2 separate regions of the Homo sapiens genome follow, and region 2 is linked to region 1. Evidence: read pairs that join two places in POLR2A ChIA-PET (ENCODE). Cell type or tissue: PC-3. All regions are shown on one strand. Links, peaks and the distances in the headings refer to the core of each region. The heading gives the core; the rest is flanking DNA.

The links. Peaks named below come from ENCODE experiments on the same cell type or tissue, not always from the same donor. Only the 100,000 strongest peaks of a DNase experiment are listed, where the experiment ranks them.
Region 2: POLR2A ChIA-PET joins it to region 1 with 16 read pairs; 13 of 35 experiments call an interaction of 5 or more read pairs at or near these places.

What each region holds. Positions count from the first base shown.
Region 1 is chr14:31,195,691-31,206,209 of GRCh38, reverse strand. It overlaps HECTD1 (HECT domain E3 ubiquitin protein ligase 1), which reads left to right. Exons shown (of 43, transcript NM_015382.4): 2 at 253-413. The coding sequence starts at 274. Among named protein-coding and RNA genes, the nearest start is that of HECTD1, 6.8 kb to the left of the region's middle. In PC-3, for the core only: no CTCF peak of the experiment used is centred there; a DNase peak (open chromatin) is centred at 5,929; H3K27ac peaks cover 1,258 bases.
Region 2 is chr14:31,322,084-31,332,602 of GRCh38, reverse strand. It overlaps HEATR5A (HEAT repeat containing 5A), which reads left to right. Exons shown (of 36, transcript NM_015473.4): 23 at 6,261-6,440; 24 at 8,799-9,038. Among named protein-coding and RNA genes, the nearest start is that of HEATR5A, 93 kb to the left of the region's middle. In PC-3, for the core only: CTCF peaks have their summits at 6,097 and 6,297; a DNase peak (open chromatin) is centred at 6,302.

The sequences.
Region 1 (10,519 bases), core at 4,425-6,924:
AGCTTATATACTCTTGTGCAAAACTGGTTTTCATTTGGTATGATATCTGTACGTTAAACCTGGCGGATAAGGAAAGTTGAAAAACTGCATTAAGCACTCTTACGTCCAAACGTACTTAGGAGTCTTTTTTAATTGCTAGGAGGACACTATGAAAATTTGGTTCTAGCAGATGTAAAGGAAGAAAAATTTAAGCCCAAGCTGTTCAGTCCCGGAATTTAAAGGACTTTTCTCCCTTTACTTTTCAAATTTAAGCAAAGAGACTTTTAAAAAACCATGGCAGATGTGGACCCAGATACATTGCTGGAATGGCTACAGATGGGACAGGGAGATGAAAGGGACATGCAACTAATAGCCCTTGAACAGCTATGCATGCTGCTTTTGATGTCTGACAACGTGGATCGTTGTTTTGAAACGTAAGTACATTCCTTCATCATGTTCCTTTGGGTTACTGTAGTGACATCTGTTTTCAACCATTTGCTGACTTCAGTTTGTGTAGAAATTTCTCTAGTGAATTTTAACACGTATCTTTAAAAATATTCCTGAAGAGTTTTGTGTTTACACTTTTCCAAGAAATAAAAATTGGTAGGTGAAGAAACTCTAGGACTGATGATTACGATGACACAAATACATATTTGTTGAATGAATGGGAATTAGTAGGAATATTAATTTTAACCCATAGCTTGGTTGGTTCATTTTCAAAATATGTCATGAACTGGGGAAAATACAAATATTTATTTTCTTAAAGGTATCTATTTCTGTACCATGAAATTGATTTATGGAATAAGAGATGATAATAAACATATGTTTTGAACTGCCCATTTCTTCATTGATGTTGTCATATGACAGTACTTTTGTTAAAGCCGATTATTGGTTTGTAAATTTCAGTTTGGGAAGGTATAAATTGGATCTTAACCGTGTAGCAGAAGAGTAGAAAATTTGGAGTAGTAGAAACATTTTGAAGTTTGGGGAGTTTAAACAGTTTTATTGGGAGGTTATAACTTAGTATATATGCAAAAATATAAAAGAGAATTCTTACTAGATAGACCTTACAGCCATTTTTTTCCCTCTTATATAAGTCATAACTTGTCCAGTCAGAATAACCATTCTTCTGAGTGTTGAACATGTGTTTCGTTTTTACTGTTTATTTTACATTTGTATTTACAGTTTTGAACTCCAGTAATAAGTAATTGAAAACTCTGATGTTTCTTTATTCATTTTAATGCTATTTTAAGGTAATTAGTAGAAAATGTTTGAGATGTTGACCTAAAAAATTTGGTATAATTATCCTAATGTGTTTTAGGTGGGAATAAAGTTTATATTACTCAGTTGGCAAAATTTTTAAAGTACCTTCATTTTTGATTATTGAATAACTTTCAGTTGTAACTCTTGTTAAAACAGTACTAAGATAAAAATCCTTACTAATAAAATTTCCAAATTACAATTAGTTAGTGGTCCATTTATTTCCATTAGTTTTTGTCATTGGCAGAATTTTGAGTATGTAAGAATAACTTAGCCCTTAGTTGACACTTGTTTTAGCAGGATTTATAGTAAAGTAGATTTTTTAAAATTTATTTTTATTTTTTATTTTTTTCCTCATCCTGACTCTCAAGTTAAAAATTGCGTTCATAGATTTCATTAGAGGTAACCTGAAAGTTACTTTTGGTATTTTAAAAATCATACTTGTCAGTCAAGTCAATTGTCATTTCGTAGCTTCTGTTTAGTACTAATATGTAGTAGAAGTATTTGTTATGACATTTAAAAAAGTGTTGCCCGATCATTAAAAAGTCAGGAAACAACAGGTGCTGGAGAGGATGTGGAGAAATAGGAACACTTTTACACTGTTGGTGGGACTGACTGTAAACTAGTTCAACCATTGTGGAAAACAGTGTGGCGATTCCTCAAGGATCTAGAACTAGAAATACCGTTTGACCCAGCAATCCCATTACTGGGTATATACCCAAAGGATTATAATAATCATGCTGCTATAAAGACACATGCACACGTATGTTTATTGTGTCACTATTCACAATAGCAAAGACTTGGAACCAACCCAAATGTCGATCGATGATAGACTGGATTAAGCAAACGTGGCACATATACACCATGGAATACTATGCAGCCATAAAAAATGATGAGTTCATGTCCTTTGTAGGGACATGGATGGAGCTGGAAACCATCATTCTCAGCAAGCTATCGCAAGGACAAAACACCAAATGCATGTTCTCACTCATAGGTGGGAATTGAACAATGAGAACACTTGGACACAGGAAGGGGAACATCACACACCGGGGGCTGTTGTGGGGTAGGGGGAGGGGGGAGGGATAGCATTAGGAGATATACCTAATGTAAATGACAAGTTAATGGGTGCAGCACACCAATATGGCACATGTATACATATGTAACAAACCTGCACGTTGAGCACATGTACCCTAAAACTTAAAGTATAATAAAAAAAAAAAGTGTTGCCATGTTAAAACAATTTAAATGAAATTTTTAAAACATAAAATTTATCTCTATGTAAAATCCTTCCATCCTAACATAACAGCTGTTATTTTTTCCATTTTCCTTTCTAGGCTTTATTCATATATAGTATGATGTAATTTTTAAGAGACTGGGGCCTCACTATGTTGCCCAGTCTGGCCTCGAGCTCCTGGGTTCAAGCGATTCTCCTGCCTCGGCCTCTTCAGTAGCTGGGACTATAGGCTGTGCCACCACACCTGGCTTTATAATGTAATTTTAAGGAAATGAACCTAAAGTTAAGTCAGATATGATTTACTATATGAAGATACAAGAGTATTTCAAGTTGAAGGGGTTAGCCGTGTTTGGGGTAGTGTACCAGTAACCTCCAAAAACTAGACATTTGGTTTAATTTTGTGACTGTTTTGTTTTTAAACATTAGTTTGCTTTTCATTCTATAGCCAGATTTTCTTGTTGTTACAAGGGAAAATTGTCCTGGTTCCTTCTTGAAACTAGTGAGGGAGGCATAGTGAGATGGAAAGAATGGGCTGTGGCATCAGAGACTTGGGTTCAGATTCTTGGTCTGTTGTGTTCATTAGCCTCTGAGAGCCTTACTTTCTTCCCCTGTAAAATGGCAGTAGTCTTTTTTTCTTTTCTGTTTTTTCATATGAAGTCTTGCTCTGTTGCCCAGGCTGGAGTGCAGTGGTGCGATCTTGGTTCACTGCAACCTCCGCCTCCCAGGTTCAAGTGATTCTCCTGCTTCAGCCTCCCGAGTAGCTGGGACAACAGGTGCGTGCCACCATACCTGGCTAATTTTTGTATTTTTAGTAGAGATGGGGTTTCACCATGTTGACCAGGATGGTCTCCATCTCTTGATCTCCTGATCCACCTGCCTTAGCCTCCCAAAGTGCTGGGGTTACAGGTGTGAGCCACCATGCCCAGCCAGTAGTCTTTTTTCCAGTGGGCCTTCTTGTGAGGATTAAAGGAGAGAATGTATGTTAAGTGTTTTGAGTAAAGTGGGCTACCCACTGATGCCATCATTAATAAATATCTAATTTTGAATTTTATTTTAGCACTTTATTCCATGAATAAAGTGATTGATTTGGAAAGGTCTTTTAAAATTCTTTTAAACAATCAACTCCCAGCAGGCAAAAAAAGCAAGATGATGTGCATATTTTGAATATTGGTAAAAATCTTTCATACTACCTTGATTTCATAAAGTAGTAGCAAATAGGACTTAGTTCTGTCTAATAAACCAAAACATGCCTGTATGTCCTGATAATATGTTTGCTTAATTAGCTTGTCTTAATAGTTTCACATCTGTTTAGTCAGGAAAGGCAGGTGGTGTGGTAGAAACAGTGGCCTCTGCAATGGGATAGACTTGGGTTCAGATACCTGCCTTTTCCACTGAATAGTTGTGTGATAGCCTTTGAAGTCTGTTTCCTCATCCTTGCAGGATTTTTCTGAAAATAAATGGGATAATAGTCAAGGATTTCTTTTTCCTTTAACTTAGTATTGTACATGGCTCTCCACTTTTTTTTTTTTTTTTTTTTGAGGCAGAGTCTCGCTCTGTCACCCAGGCTGGAGCGCAGTGCTATTTTAGCCATGCCCAGCTAATTTTTGTATTTTTAGTAGAAACGAGGTTTCACTGTGTTAGCCAGGATGGTCTCAATCTCCTGACCTTGTGATCCACCCATCTCAGCCTCCCAAAGTGCCGGAATTACAGGCGTGAGCCACCGCGCCCGGCCGGCTCTCCACTGTTTGTACCCATTTTGACAGTGTCTTTCTGAAGTTCAACGAATATAACTTCTTCTATGATGTGTCAGTGCTTCTTATTAATGCCTGAACTTATCAAGGTAATGCTCCAGAAAGTAAAACACGTTCAAGATTCGTTTTTGCTTTTACCTGATGTATCGAGTTCTAAAATGTAGTAATGTAAACATGGCCGGGTGCGGTGGCTCATGCCTGTAATCCCAGCACTTTGGGAGGCTGAAGTGGGCAGATCACTTGAGGTCAGGAGTTCAAGACCAGCCTGGCAAACATGGTGAAACCCCATCTCAACTAAAAATACAAAATTTAGCTGAGCACTGTGGCATGTGCCTGTAATCCCAGCTACTTGGGAGGCTGAGGCAGGAGAATCTCTTGAACCTGGGAGCCGGAGGTTGCAGTGAACCAAGATTGTGCCATTGCACTCCAGCCTCGGTGACAGAGTGAGACCGTGCCTCCAAAAAAAAAAAAAAAAGTAAGTAATAGTAATATGAGTTATTAGCTAATGAGCATTTTGTATTCACATCAAAATAGGTGATCATCATATGTATTAATGTTATAAATATGTATTATGGGCATTTCTAGATCTTGCTACTAAATCTGAATATAATTTGAAAGTTATGTCCTCTGGAAATTGAGCATCTCAGAAGATGCTTTTAGGTGCTAGTAGGCTTTATTTAAAAAATAATGATGTCACTTAATTTTGAGGGCACAAAAGGATATACAGTAAAAAGTCCGTTGTCTTCCCTTTCCTGTCTCCTGGTTACTTGGTTCCTCTTCCCAGAGGAAACCACTGTTAATCATTTCCTAGTGTATCCTTCAAGAGATATCCAAGGAACATTGTTTTGAGTCTGGATTCCAAAGTTATTGAACACAGTGGTAAAAAAATCTTTTTTGATATGTTTACACTAAAAGGTAAAAAAATACCTGTACAGGAACAAGTTTTTTAACTTTAAATTGTCTACTTTATGTTAGGTCTTGGAAAGATATGGTGATGACCAAAACAAATACAGCACCTTATGTGCCTAATAGTCTAATAGGGAAAACAGATAATTGTGGGGAAAAAATGTGGTTACAAACTGTGTTAAATGTCATGAAGGAAAAGCTCAGGGTACTGTGACAGCATGAAGCAGGGACAAGACCTGGAGAGGTGGGGATGGGCAGAGTGGTCTTTGGGGAAGTGGTTTTTCTTTTTTTTTTTTTCAAGACAAGAGTCTTGCTCTGTCACCCATGCTGGAGTGTAATAGCGTGATCTGAGCTCACTGCAACCTCCACCTCCCAGGTTCAAGTGATTCTCCTGCCTCAGCCGCCCCAGTAACTGGAATTACATGCACACGCCACCATGCCTGGCTACTTTTTGTATTTTTAAGTAGAGATCGGGTTTCACTATGTTGGCCAGGCTGGTCTCGAATTCCTGACCTCAAGTGATCCGCCCGCCTTGGCCTCCCAAAGTGCTGGGATTACAGGTGTGACCTTTTTTTTTTTTTTTTTTTTTTAAATTAGATGGAGACAAGGTCTCACTAGGTTCCCCAGGCTGATCTAGAACTCCTGAGCTTAAGTGATCCTCCCGCCTTGGCCTTCCAGAGTGCTGGGATTACAGGCGTGAGCCACCGTGCCTGGCCAAGAAAGGGGAAGTGGTTTTTCCTAGAGCTAGGAAGGATGAGTAAGGAGAGATAGGAAGTGGGAACAAAACAAACAAATGCTTGTAGACTTGATAGGAGGCTATGATCCAGAGAGATAGAGGGTTTTGTGATAAAAGTAGAAAGTTGAATATATTTGAGAGAGATTTGGAAGGCAAGATAGTCAGGATTTGTCGAATGATTAAATATGAGAGAGGGAGAAGGAAGTGTCGTGGATGACTCAGGTTACAATGGATGATGATGCCACTCACTGAGAGAGAACACTGGAAAGAGGACCATGTTTGAGAGATTGAGATCATGAGTTTGGGTTTGGATATGTTGAGTATGAGGTACTTTTGAGACATCTCAGTGGAGATATTAAGTAAGCAGTTGTATAAATGGAAATTGGAGGTGAAGCCTGGATTAGAGAAAAATTTTAGAGTCAAGCACCTGTGGAGGTTAATTGTGGCCATGGGATGTGATTGAGATCTAGGGCAGTGATGCTTAAACTCTATGGTCTCAGGACTTCCTTAAGCTCTTAAAAATTATTGTGGATCCTGAAGAACTTTTGTTTATGTTAGTATGCTTACTGCTATTTGCCATATTCAGAATGAAACTGGGAAGTTGTTTTTTTTTTTTTTTTTTTTTTTTTGAGATGGAGTCTTGCTCTGTCACCCAGGCTGGAGTGCAGTGGCACAATCTTGGCTCACTGCAACCTCTGCCTCCTGGGTTCAAGTGATTCTCCAGCATCAGCCTCCCTAGTAGCTGGGATTACAGGTGTGCGCCACCGTGTCCAGCTAATTTTTGTAGTTTTAGTAGAGACGGAGTTTCACCATGTTGGCCAGGCTGATCTTGAACTCCTGACCTCAGGTCAGAACCCAGGAGGCGGAGCTTGCAGTGAGCCGAGATCGCCCCACTGCACTCCAGCCTGGGCGACAGAGCAAGACTCTGTCTCAAAAAAAAAAAAAAAAATTATAATAATAAACCCCTTACATGTTAAAATTTTTTTGTGAAAAATAACTTTTTTAAAAGAAAACATTTTGGGAGAATAGAGGCATTAATTTACATTTTTGCAAATCTCCTTAAAGTCTGCCTTAATGGAAGATAGCTGGATTCTCATATCTGCTTCTGCATTCAGTTTGTTGCATTATGTTATTTTGATTGAAATATATGAAAAAATCATCCACAGATGTATTTGGGAAAGGGAAGAAGAATATTATATTTTTTAACGTAATCATGGATATGCTTCTTTGATAACATGTCAAAATTCAACAAGTGATAGTTTCTTAAGGATTAGTTATAATGTGGATTCTGTTTTTTTTTTTTTTTTTTTCTTCGAGGCAGATTCTCGCACCCAGGTTGGAGTGTAGTGGTGCGATCTTGGCTCACTGCAACCTCCACCTCCTAGATTCAAGCAGTTCTCCCGCCTTAGCCTCCTGAGTAGCTGGGACTACAGGCGCAGACAACCACACTGGAATAATTTTTTTTATTTTTAGTATTTTATGTTGGTCAGGCTGGCCTCGAACTCCTTACCTCAAGTGATGCACCTGCCTTGGCCTCCCAAAGTACTGGATTACAGGCATGAGCCACTGCACCCTACCAGGATTAGTTATAATGTGGATTCTGATATCATATCAGTGAACTTATACTCACTCTGTTACATTAAAATCTGATGGTCTGTCTTATACTTTGAGTGACTGTTTTACCCATGTTTACTTTTGCAAAAATTATGCATTGGTCATGTGGAAAATATCAGTCCACTGAGTTACACAGATTTTCCAAATGTGGACATATCTCATTCCACAGTGCCAAAAAGTCTTATTTGTCAATATGACTACCACTCTCATCAGACAAGTTTTTAAATATTCAGAAGCTTTCAAGCTCATGGTGTCAAATACAAGTTTTCCAAAAATGTCATTTTTGCTTGTAAAGTTGAGTGTTATGATTGGCAACAAATACAGTTGATCGTTTTCCTTGAAATGAAAGGCATACGTGATTAAATTTTGAAAAAATGTTTGCCAGATAGCCAAGTCTGAATGATCAGTTTGTCTGATAGTCCTTCAAGTAAAAATGGTGTTGCAAGAAAAAAGTGGCTAGTTCAGTCCTCAAGTATGTACTTTGCCATTATTCTTCCGTATGCAGTGCTTTATAATTAATTCCCATTTCCTTTAAGTAGAATATTGAAAAGATGTATCTTCAGGGGTTGAGATTTAGTAAATTTAATAATTTTGCTTCATCTAGTTTATTCTTTAGTGAAACTGGCTTTTTTCTTAATACCAGTGCTTGGCAGTGAAGAATACAGTTATCTAGTACAGGTTAGGGCTACTGCCTTGATTCATGTTAAAGCACCTGCAGTTTTATCCACTATTGCTTTTGCATCATTAGTGCGCATGTCAACACAGGAAAGAAAGTGATTCAAGAAGAGAAAGGGCAATTGTTTTGAATACTAGTGAGAGGTCAAGTAGGGGTTAGATGAAAAGATGTCCTTTAGATTTAGCAACATTCTCAAGGTCATTGATCTTAATGAGAGCTGAGTGGAGTGGTGGTGAGGGGCAGATCTGAATGGGTTGAGGAGTGAGTGGAACATGAAATGGAGGACATGTGGAAACTTTTTTGAAGAATTGAATTGGAAAAGGAGTGTGGGGTTTTTTCTTTTAAAGGTCAAAGAGATAAGAAAGAGAGTGAATAATCCCTAGGGTAAGGATTCTGAAAAACTGGGAGAGAATTGGCTTTTGTATAGAAGCAGTGCTTCTTAAATTTTAATGTGCATAATGAGAGTCACCTGGGGATCATGTTAAAATGCATATTCTGATTCAGTTGGTCTTATATGAAGCTTGATATTCTGCATTTCTAATATGGTCCTAGATTATGCAGAAACTGTTGGTCAGAAAATCCCACCTTGAGTAGCAAAACCCTGATCCACTGGTGGAGAGATTGGTTTTAGGCAGAAAGAAGTTGTGTACTGCCGTTGTAACAGAGAAGATAGAGACGTTAGATGCACATGTTTTGGGTTTGATGGTAAAAAGTTAAGGGCTGGGACTGGGCGTGGTGGCTCATGCCTATCTGCAGTCCCAGCACTTTGGGAGGCCGAGGTGGGTGGATCAGTTGAGGTCAGGAGTTCGAGACCAGCCACGGTGCCTGGCCCTGAGTTATAGTCTTAAAAATTGATTTGCCTGTGCTACTCCCTTTTACAGAATCTGTTGGGTTCTTCACCTACAGGATCAAATTTAAATGTCTTCAAAGACCCCTCCTGCATATTCTCACATGTATACACTACTTCCACTTTACTATACTTTCAGTTCTCCACTGGACTACGAGCTCGTCTTTGTTTTCCCATTGCTAAGCATAGTGCCTGGCACACAAATAGCTAATATCCAGATACTGAAGGAGTGAATTGAAGAGATTGCTTATATTGGACCTGTTTTCCACCTAATGCCTAAAATGCCCATGGAAGGTATTTGTGGAGTTGAGAAACTTGTTGTTAGTATGCAGGAGGAAGAGTATTGTATTCTTTTTTGTTTTTTTTTTTAGCAGATACAGTATCAATAAGTACTTTCCTTACTTTCTACCATTAATATACCTGCCTTTTCTTTCTTTTTTTTTTTTTTGTTTTGAGACGGAGTCTTGCTCTGTCGTGTAGGCTGGAGTGCAGTGGCGCAATCTCGGCTCACTGTAACCTCTGCCTCCCGGGTTCAAGCAATGCTTCTGCCTTAGCCTTCTGAGTAGCTGGGACTACAGGCGCACACCACCATGCCCAGCCAATTTTTGTATTTTTTAGTAGAGACAGGGTTTCACCATATAGGCCAGGCTGGTCTCGAACTCCTGACCTCGTGATCCTCCCGCCTCGGCCTCCCAAAGTGCTGGGATTACAGGTGTGAGCCACTGCGCCCGACCTGTACCTGCCTTTTCTATATTGACCTGTTTTCTTCTACCCAATGGCAGAGTAATAGGGAAATGAATTACTTTTGTTGATCAGCCCTGACCCTTTACTGGAGAAGGAATGTTCATTGATATATCAAATATGTATAATCCTCAAGAGTTAAATAAATGAGCTGAACACGGTGGCTCATGCTTGTAATCCCGATACTTTGGGAGGCTGAGTCAGGTGGATGACTTAAATTCCGGAGTACAAGTCCAACCTGGCCAACATGGCGAAGAAACCCCCTCCCTACTAAAAATAGAAAAATTAGCAGGGTGTGGTGGCACATTCCTGTAATCCCAGCTTCTCAGGAGGCTGAGGCACGAGAATCGCTTGAACTCGGGAGGTGTAGGTTGCAGTGAGCCCAGATTGCACTACCACACTCCAGCCTGGGAGACAGAGTGAGACTCCGTCTCAAAAAAAAAAAAAAAGTTAAATGAATTCCTGTAAACAGACAGCAACTGTGTATGTGCTTCTTTTCAGTGGACAGCAGAGAGAAGTGCTGGAATGAGAAACACTGTCTGTGAGGGTTTACCTGGGACTCCAGGGGGTCCATAGGTGATTAAATTCAGGGAGCTTTTGTGACGATTACCAGAGTTTCTGTCAGCTAAAAAAATGTAGAGGCCAGGCTCCACTGGTGGCTCATGCCTGTAATCCCAGCACTATGGGAGGCCAGGGCGGGTGGATCACCTGATGTCGCGAGTTTGAGACCAGTCTGGCCAATATGGTGAAACCCCATCTCTACTAAAAATACAAA
Region 2 (10,519 bases), core at 5,272-7,771, 130 kb before region 1:
AACTTTTCTTTTGCATTCACAACTTAGATAACTGGCCTAAGAGACACTTAACTTTTAATCTGTCTTGGCTTTTGACATGCCTTTCTCACTAAGCTTAAATCATTTCCAGCTCTTGATTTAAAGTGAAGGACGTGTGACTCTTCCTTTCACATGAACACTGCAAGGCCATTGCGGTGTTATTCATTGGCCTAATTTTGATACTGTTGTGTCTCAGAAAATAGAGAGGACTGATTAGAATAAAAGAGATGGGGAATGGCCAGGAGAGAAAGAGAAATGGCTTGGAGCAGTCAGAACACACTCAACATTTATTGAATAAATTTGCTGTTTTGCGTGGGCATAGTTTGTGGCACTCCAAAACTATTAAAATAGTAACATCAAAGATCACCAATCAAAGATCACTGATCACAGATCATCATAACAGATATTATAATTTTTTGAACCCAAAAGAATTATGCAGTGAACATGTTGATTCATCTACTTAATGTCTTTATGACACTTATTTTATCGACATCTCCCTCCATATACACACGTAAACCTTTTGCCAAATCATCTTAAAGCAGGCCCCAGACATCATGACAGTTCACCCTAAATACTTAAGTTTGCATTTCCCAAGAAGAAGGATATGGTTTGGCTTTGTGTCCCAATCCAAATCTCATCTTGAATTACAATCCCCAGGTGTTGAGGGAGGGACCTAGTTGGGGGTGATTGGATCATGGGAGCGGTTTTCCACATGGTGGTCTCATGATAGTGAGTGCGTTCTCATGAGATCTGATGGTTTCATAAGGGGCTCTTGCCCCTTCAGTTCCTTCACACACACTCTCACCTGCTGCCATGTAAAACGTGCCTCTTCCCCTTCCACCATGATTGTAAGTTTCCTGAGGCCTCCCTAACAATGCAGAATTGTGAGTCAATTAAACCTCTTTCCTTTATAAATTACCCAGTCCCAGGTATCTCTTTATAGCAGTGTGAAAACAGACTAATACAGTAAATTGGTACCAGGAGTGGGGCACTGCTATAAAGATACCCAAAAATTTGGAAGCAGCTTTAGAATTGGGTAATAGGCAGTGGTTGGAATGGTTTGGAGGGCTCAGAAGAAGACAGGAAGATGTGGCAAAGTCTGGAACTTCTAGAGACTTGTTGAATGGCTTTGACCAAAATGCTGATAATAATGTGGACAATGAAGCCCAAGGTGAGATGGTCTTAGATTGAGTTGAGGAACTTCTAGGAATTGTAGTAAAGGTCACTCTTGCTATGCTTAAGCAAAGAGACTGGCAGCGTTTTGCTCCTGCCCTAGAGATCTGTGAAACTTTGAACTTGAGAGAGATTATCTGAAATTGGAATTTATGTTTAAAAGGGAATCAGAGGCTGGGTGCGGTGGCTCATGCCTGTAGTCCCAGCACTTTGAGGGGCTGAGGTGGGTGGATCACCTGAGGTCAGGAGTTTGAGACCAGCCTGGTCAAATGATGAAAACCCATCTCTACTAAAAATACAAAACTTAGCCATGCGTGGTGGTGGCACCTGTAACCCCAGCTACTGGGGAGGCTGAGGCAGGAGAATCGTTTGAACCCAGGAGGCAGAGGCTGCAGTGAGTTGAGGTTGCGCCACTGCACTCCAGCCTGGGCGACAAAGTGAGACTCTGTCTCAAAAAAAAAAAAAAAAAAAGGTGAGGGAAGCAGAGCATATAAAAGTTTGGAAAATTTGCAGCCTGAGGATGTGATAGAAAAGAAAACCCCATTTTCTGGGGAGAAATTCAAGCGCACTGCAGAAATTTTCACAAGTAACAAGGAGTCAAATGTTAATCTTTCTTTTTTTGAGACAGAGTCTCACTCTGTCGCCCAGGCTGGAGCACAGTGGCGCAATCTTGGCTCACTGCAAGCTCTGCCTCCTGGGTTCATGCTATTCTCCTGCCTCAGCCTCCCGAATAGCTGGGACTACAGGCACCTGCCACCACACCCAGTTAATTTGTTGTATTTTTTAGTAGAGACAGGGTTTCACTACTTGTTAGCCAGGATGGTCTCGATCTTTTGACCTCGTGATCCACCCACCTCGGCCTCCCAAAGTGCTGGGATTACAGGTGTGAGCTACCGGCGCTGGCCTCGAATGTTAATCTTTTTGCCAAGACAATGAAGAAAATGTCTCCAGGGCATGTCAAAGACCTCAACAACAGCCCCTCCCAGAGGCCTAGGAGGGAAAAATGGTTTTATGGGTCAGACCCAGGGTCCCCGTGCTCTGTGCAGCCTTGGGAATTGTTGCCTTGTGTTCCAGCTGTTCCAGCCATGGCTAAAAGGGACCAAGGTACAGCTCAGGCCATTGCTTCAGAGAGTGCAAGCCCCAAACCTTGGCAGCTTCTACATGGTGTTGGGCCTGCTGGTGCACAGAATTCAAGAACTGAGGTTTGGGAACTTCCACCTAGATTTCTGAGGATGCATGGAAATGCCCAGATGTCCAGGCAGAAGTCTGCTGCAGGGGTGAAGCCCTCATGGAGAACCTCTGCTAGGGCAGTGCAAAGGGAAAATGAAGGGTCAGAGCCCCCACACAGAGTCCCCACTGAGGCACTGCCTAGTGGAGCTGTAAGAAGAGGACCACTGTCAAGGCCGGGCATGATGGCTCACGCCCATAATCCCAGCACTTTGGGAGGCCAAGGCGGGTGGATCACGAGGTCAGGAGTTCAAGACCAGCTTGGGCAACATGGTGAAACCCCATCTCTACTAAAAATAGAAAAATTAGCCAGGCATGGTGGTGCATGCCTGTAATCCCAGCTACTCAGGAGGCTGAGGCAGGAGAATCACATGAACCTAGGAGGTGGAGGTTGCGGTGAGCCGAGACCATGCCATTGCACTCTAGACTGGATGACAGAGCGAGACTCCATCTCAAAAAAATAAGAAAAGAAGAGGGTCTCTAGACCCCAGAGTGGTAGATCCACTGACAGCTTACACTGTGCGCCTGAAAAAGCCACATATACTCAACGCCAGCTGTGAAAGTAGGTGGGGCAGGGGGCTATACCCTGCAAAGCCACAGGGTGGAGCTGCCCAAGGCTGTAGGAGCCCACCTCTTGCATCAGTGTTCCCTGGATATGAGACATGGAATCAAAGGAGATCACTTCGGAGCTTTCAGATTTTATGACTGCCCCACTGGATTTTGGACTTGCGTGGGGACTGCAGCCCAATTTCTCCCATTTGGGACAAGAGTATTTACCCAATGCCTGTACCCCCATTGTATCTAGGAAGTAACTAACTTGCTTTTGATTTTACAGGCTCATAGGCCTTGTCTCAGATGAGACTTTGGACTATGGACTTTTGAGTTAATGCTGAAATGAATTAAGACTTTGGGAGACTGTTGGGAAGGCATGATTGGTTTTGAAATGTGGACATAAGACTTGGGAGGGGCCAGGGGTGGAATGATATGGCTTGGCTTTGTGTCACCACCCAAGTCTCATTTTCAATTAGAATCCCCAGTTGTTGAAGGAGGTACCTGGTGGGAGGTAAATGGATCATGGGGACAGTTTCCCCCATGCTGTTCTCGTGATAGTGAGTTCTCACAAGATCTGATGGTTTTATAAGGGGCTCTTCCCCCTTTGCCTCCTTCACATGCTCTCTTTTGCTTGCTGCCATGTAAGACATGCGTCTTCCCCTTCCACCATGATTGTATGTTTCCTGAGGCTTCCCCAATCATGTGGAACTGTGAGTCAATGAAACCTCTTTTTTTTTTTTTTCCTTTTCTTTCAAGACAGAGTCTCACTCCGTCTCCCAGGCTGGAGTGCAATGGTGCAACCTTGGCCTACTGCAAGCTCCGCCTCCTGGGTTCAAGCGATTCTCCTGCCTCAGCTGCCCAAGTAGCTAGGATTACAGGCACCTGCCACCATGCCTGGCTAATTTTTTGTATTTTTAGTGAGATGGGGTTTCACCATGTTGGCCAGGCTAGTCTCAAACTCCTGACCTCAGGTGATCCACCTGCCTCAGCCTCCCAAAGTGCTGGGATTATGGGCGTGAGCCACTGTGCCTGGACTGAAACCTCTTTTTTAAATAAATTACCCAGTCTTGGGTATGTCTTTATAGCAGTATGAAAATGGACTAATGCAAAGGACATACCCATACATGATCACACACCTAAGAAAATCAATATTGATTTGCAGCCCTCACACACATTTCCCTAGTCATCCAAAAAATGTCCTTTATGATTCCTCTCCCCTCACTGCCACCTAAATCTAAGATCCAGTCATGACTCACATTACCTTAGCTATTATATCTTGTTAGATCCCTAATCTGAAACATTTCTATCACCTCCTTCTAATATTTAAAAGATAATTTCTCTTTTAAAATAGTCTAGTACCAACAAAACAAAACACCCACAAAGGCCAGGCACAGTGGCTAACTCCTACAATCCCAACACTTTGGGAGGCTGAGGCGGGTGGATCTGAGGTCAGGAGTTCGAGACCAGCCTGGCCAACATGGTGAAACCTCGTCTCTACAAGGTAATAAAAAAAAAAATTAGCTGGGCATGGTAGCACATGCCTGTAATCCCAGCTACTGGAGAGGCTGAGGCAGGAGAATCGCTTGAACTCAGGAGGCAGAGATTGCAGTGAGATTGTGCCACTGTACTCCAACCTGGGCGACAGAGCGAGACTCTGTCTCCAAAACAATAAATAAATAGAATAGTCTACTAATAATATAACCTTTCAAATCTACATGCTTTCATAAATGCTAGATGAGTTAACTCTTCAAGAGAAAATGTATTTGTCCTTTTGGCATTTTCAGAATTAAAGGTAATAGTAGATGCTAGATCAAGGCTAGTATTTCCCCTTTGAGGTATTACTTTGTAGTGAGAATATTGTATAGTGATATATGTTTATTCAGTAGTCCACAATAGCTTAGTTGTAGTAATTAAACAGTGTTCTCCATATAGTGTTTGTTTTCTGTTTGAGCTTTACTCTCACGTTAATATATTTTAAAGCTTTATACCAGAATAAGGAAAACTTAATTATGTTTTTTTAAAACTAGAAAATAATTATACTGGGCCAGGCGTGGTGGCTCATGCCTATAATCCTAGCACTTTGGGAGGCCTAGGCATGTGGATCACCTAAGGTCAGGAGTTCGGGACCAGCCTGGCCACTGTTGAAACCCGTCTCTACTAAAAATACAAAAATTAGCAGGGCGTGGTGGTGGTCGCCTCTAGTCCCAGCTACTCAGCAGGCTGAGACAGGAGAATTGCTTGAACTCAGGAGGCGGAGGTTGCAGTGAGCCAAGATTATGCCACTGCACTCCAGCCTGGGCAACAGAGCAAGACTCGGTCTCAAAAAAAAAAAAAAAAAAAAAAAAAGTGCCACTGGAGGCTGGGCACTGTGGCTCAACGCCTATAATCCCAGCACTTTGGGAGGTTAAGGTGGGTGGATCACTTGAGGTCAGGAGTTCAAGACCAGCCTGACCAACATGGTGAAACCCCGTCTCTACTAAAAATACAAAAATTAGCCAGACATGGTGGCAGGCACCTGTAGTCCCAGCTACTTAGGAGACTGAGGCAGGAGAACCAATTCAACCCGGGAGGCAGAGGTTGCAGTGAGCCGAGATTGCACCACTTCACTCCATCTTGGGTGACAGAGTGAGACTCTGTCTCAAAAGGAAAAAAAAAAAATTAAGCACTGAATAAAATTTGTAAGTATTGAGCTGGGTTCAGTGGCTCACACCTGTAATCTCAGCACTTTGGGAGGCTGAGATGGGTGGATCGCCTCAGGTCAGGAATTTGAGACCAGCCTGGGCAACGTAGTGAAACCCCATCTCTACTAAAAATAAAAAAAAATTAGCTGGGCGTGGTGGCGGGTGCCTGTAATTCTAGCTACTAGGGAGGCTGAGGCAGGAGAATTGCTTGAACCTGGGAGGCGGAGGTTGCAGTGAGCCAAGATCGTGCCATTGCACTCTAGCCTGGGCAACAAGAGTGAAATTCTGTCTCGAATAAAGAAAAAAAAATTTTGTAAGTATTGGACACTAATTGGGTAAAACTTTTTACCTGATTAAGAAAACATATTAATAATAACATATGAATACTTTTTTTCAGTGACATTACATAAAATACTGCTATATAGGATCATAAATCCCAAAATTCAAGTGTGAACTAAAATGGATCTCAGTAGATTAAAGCACAGTATTTGGGCTAGTTCTTTAAGATGTATTTTTATCTACTATTTGAATAACTACTGAATGTGTGAGCTTCTGATATGGTAGTTTTGTTTTCTGTATTACTTAGATAATTGATTTTCTTCTTGTCAGATGCTAACATCAGAGAAGTTGGCCTTGAGGGGGCATTGTTGATCTTACTAGACAAGGAGACAGATGAGAGATTATGCCATGATATCAAAGAGACTTTAAATTATATGCTTACATCTATGGCAGTGGAAAAACTCTCCCTGTGGTTAAAGCTTTGTAAAGATGTACTTGCTGCATCAGCTGGTAAGTATTGGACATTATCAGTTAAAATAATAAAATTGAAATTTGAAACTTTACATAAAATTGTTTACCACTGAGAATTCATCAGTCTTGTCTAACTAGCTGGATTCTGACTGTCTGATTGTTGCTTTTCTTCAAATGAAGATTGTATTTCTAGTGTTTTAGAATTCTCTGTAATTTGAACAATATAAATCCAATACTTAAGCCTGCTCTTTTTCCCTTTGGCTGTCTTAGATGACTTTCCTATATAAAACAAATTAAAAAGTAAAGTTATTGTTTATGCCCTAAAAGGTGTGACTTGATGTATATTGTTCCCATCATTTCTTTTCATACATACAACAAATATTTGAGACCAGGTGTGGTGGCTTACCCCTATAATCCCAGCACTTTGGGAGGCTGAGGCAGGCAGATTGCTCAAGTCCAGGAGTTTGAGACCAGCCTGGGCAACGTGGCAAAACACCATCTCTACAAAAAAAAATTTTTTTTTTAATTAGCTGGGCCTGGTGGCTCACACCTGTAGTCCCAGCTGCTCGGGAAGCTAAGATGGGAGGATTGCTTGAGCCCGAGAGGCAGAGGTTGCAGTGAGCCAAGATCACACCACTGCACTCCAGCCTGGGCAACAGAGTGAAACCCTGTCTCTACATACATACATACATACATACATACATACATACATACATATGTTCATACATACCCACCCCACCCCTCGCACCGTATGAAATTACTTAGTCACCATAAGAGAAAGTTATACAAAGTTATGACATTTTGAGCAAGCCAGTTTCACTACATACAATAATGTTAATTTCAAGTAGTATTAGAAAACTGTTATTACCCTAATGTCTTTAGTAATACAAGATAATTGTTCATGAGAAAGTATATTCAAATCTTTAAAATTTGTATCCTTGGAGTAAGAGAGAAAATAAATGAGAGGAAGAGAGAAGAGAAAAACCAGTTATTTTCCAAGAACTGTATATAATTTATCTGATTTAAGCCTTTAACCCATTCTATGCATAGACAATTTTATTCTGTTTTATAGAAGAGAAAATAGGCTTGGAGAGGTAACCTGCCTGAAGACATAGACAGATTCAGTCCTACGCCTACACAACTTTTAAAATCCACAAGCCTTCCACTGTACTTCAGTGCTCCCAACTCAGTTGCCCAAGCCTTAGAATTTAATGTAGCTCTCATGTCTGAATTGTGTGATAGGAGAAAAGTTAACACCAAATTCCTGGAATGTTTTGTATTCTCTGCTCTGACTATCTTGATTCTTATTGGTCCCTCTTCCAATGGTTTACACTGGCTGTTTCAACTATTACGCTTTACATATTTTATTTTTCTAATTTTCTCTTCTGTTCCCCACTACTCAAGAAATTGCAAGGACTTCTTTAAAAGAAAATGTCGCCTGAGCCCAGGTGTTCGAGGCTGCAGTGAGCCATGATTGTGTAACAGAGCAAGATCTTGTCTCAAAAAAAAAAAAAAAAAGAAAATACATGTGTGCATAGACTGATTACATTTTCCTGGTGTCTCAATTATCTTTTTTAAATTTTGCATTCATACTCCCTGAGCTTGCTCAATTTTATCTTGCCATTAATTCTTCATCTTCTGAGGTTTGGCTCCATACCTTCTCAGGAAAACACCTTCCAGGCTCTGTTAACTTGACCATAACTTTATTTGTGACATGTTTGGTATTCTAACGTGCAAAAAAATATTGACATACGGGATAATATAAGAAAAGCAGTTTGGTTTGTTTCATAGCATTAGTTCCATTTTCAGTTGTTAAACAGTTTGTAAGTGTAACAGTTAATAAGTAGAGGAGATAATTCACTACTCAGTGACCAGCTATCATTACACCTTTGATACTGTAATGGTAGCAATGAGTCTATCCTAAGAAAAATATTTTCAGACAATTTCAGTAGATTCAGGAACCTCCTGAAATCCATGCAAGGCTCCAGTGTTAAAACAGCCTTCCCAATGTATCCCACCCACACCCGAGAATTTTGAGTCTCCTTAAGTACATCCATCTACTTGCAGGGGATTGATAATTATTTCAGTATCTACTATTGTGTTTGTTTGTTTTTTTAAATATTTTTTATTGTGTTTGTTTTTTACTTTGAGTATAATTTAACAGCTTGGTCATTTTGACCTGGAACAGTTCTTAACAGCATCTCCTTTAGACAGCTGTTTAGTTGTATGTAGTTATTAGACCTAATTATTTGATGTTATTAAAAAGATGATTGATCAGTAGCAATTGATAGTTGAGCAATTCTAGTCTGAATTTGAAGTCATTTTTTTGTTCCTTTTGATATATATATATATATCTTTCAGTTGATTATAATTACATATGTTCTCCTTTAATAAAAGATTTTACAGCTGTAACTTGTGTGGATACAATGCAAGAAGAAGAAGGAGATAAAGGGGATGATGCCTCAGTCCTGACCACCAGACGTGATGAAAAATCCCATCCTTTTACCAATCCCCGATGGGCTACTAGAGTCTTTGCTGCTGAATGTGTCTGTAGGATAATTAACCAATGTGAGAATGCTAACAGTGCACATTTTGACATTGCTTTAGCACAAGAAATGAAAAAAAGAGATTCAAGAAGTAAGTGACATAGTGATGAAAACACCAAATGATATGTGTAAAAATGCTGTCTGCTTATGGTTTTAATATTTAAAATATTAAAATATTTTTTTAAAATGAAACTAGCCAGACACAGTGGCTCATACCTGTAATCCTAACACTTTGGGAGGCTGAGGCAGGAGGATCACTTGAGCCCAGGAGTTTGAAACCAGCCTGGGCAACAATGAAACATTGTCTCTATTAAAAAAATTTTTTTAATTAGCAAGGCATGGTGGCATGCACCTATAGTTCCAGCTACTGGGGAGGCTGAGGCAGGAATATCACTTGAGCCCAGGAGTTTGAGCTTGCAGTGAGCCGTGTTCACATCACTTCATGTTTAAATACATTTTTAATGGTTAAGCTTCTTATATTGGCATTCACTTTAATGAGCAGGTGCAATGCATTAAGTTTATAGAAAATAATTGGTTCTTGGGAAATAGTATGAACATTTACTAGTTCTCAAAAATTATTTCCTGGTTTGTAACTTGGGCCAGTTTTTGCTTACAGATTATTTTAGTATCATAGATATTAACTAAAAAACATTTGAGCCTTTCTCAGTGTTAAGTAAACCTGATTGTAAGACCATTTTGACCACCTCTTACTGTTTAACTGTATTATTTTTACCTATTTATGTTTGCCTTTATGGTTTGATGTCTGATTTTTTAAATTCACTTAAGCTCATATGTTCAAAGACACAATACATATTTGTGTTTTTTTTTTTTTTTTTTTAGACAGCATTTCACTCTGTCACCCAGGCTGGAGTGCAGTGGCATGATCACAGCTCACTGTAACCTCAACCTTCCAGGCTCAAGCAATCCTCCCACCCCAGCCTCCCGAGTAGCTGGGACAACAGGCATATACCACCATCCCCATCTAATTTTTTAATTTTTCTGTAGAAGTGAGATCTTATTATGTTGCCCAGGCTGTCTCAAACTTCTGGGCTTAAGTGACTCTCCCACCTCAGCCTCCCAAAGTGCTGGGATTACAGGCATTAGCCACCACACCTGTCCACAGTGCATATTTCTAAATTCCTTAGAAGTATTCTTTACCAGACAAAAGAATTACAAAGCAAAATGTTGCTGTTGCCAGTCTGAGTATGAATTAGGTATCTCTGGTTTAATTATTTTTAAGTATGCATTTATTGAGTCTCTTGTGATGAGCACTTTGCTAGATACTTTACAGTTACAAAATTTACATACTGTAGATACTTAACTGATTCCTGTGCTCTCAGTTAAAGTTGTAGTTGGCATTTACTAAGACGTGATTTCTTCTGTTAAATGATTTTCTTATATCTCTCCACAGGAGATATGTTATACCAAACAATGTGTTGTAGGAATGAAAGGAATTACCATTTATCATTTCTACGACTAGAAATGTTTTTTATACTCCCACCATTTGTATGTTTGGCAGTATATGTAAAAATAAGATATTGTCGTTCATAGAAAGAGCCGCATAAAACTTTT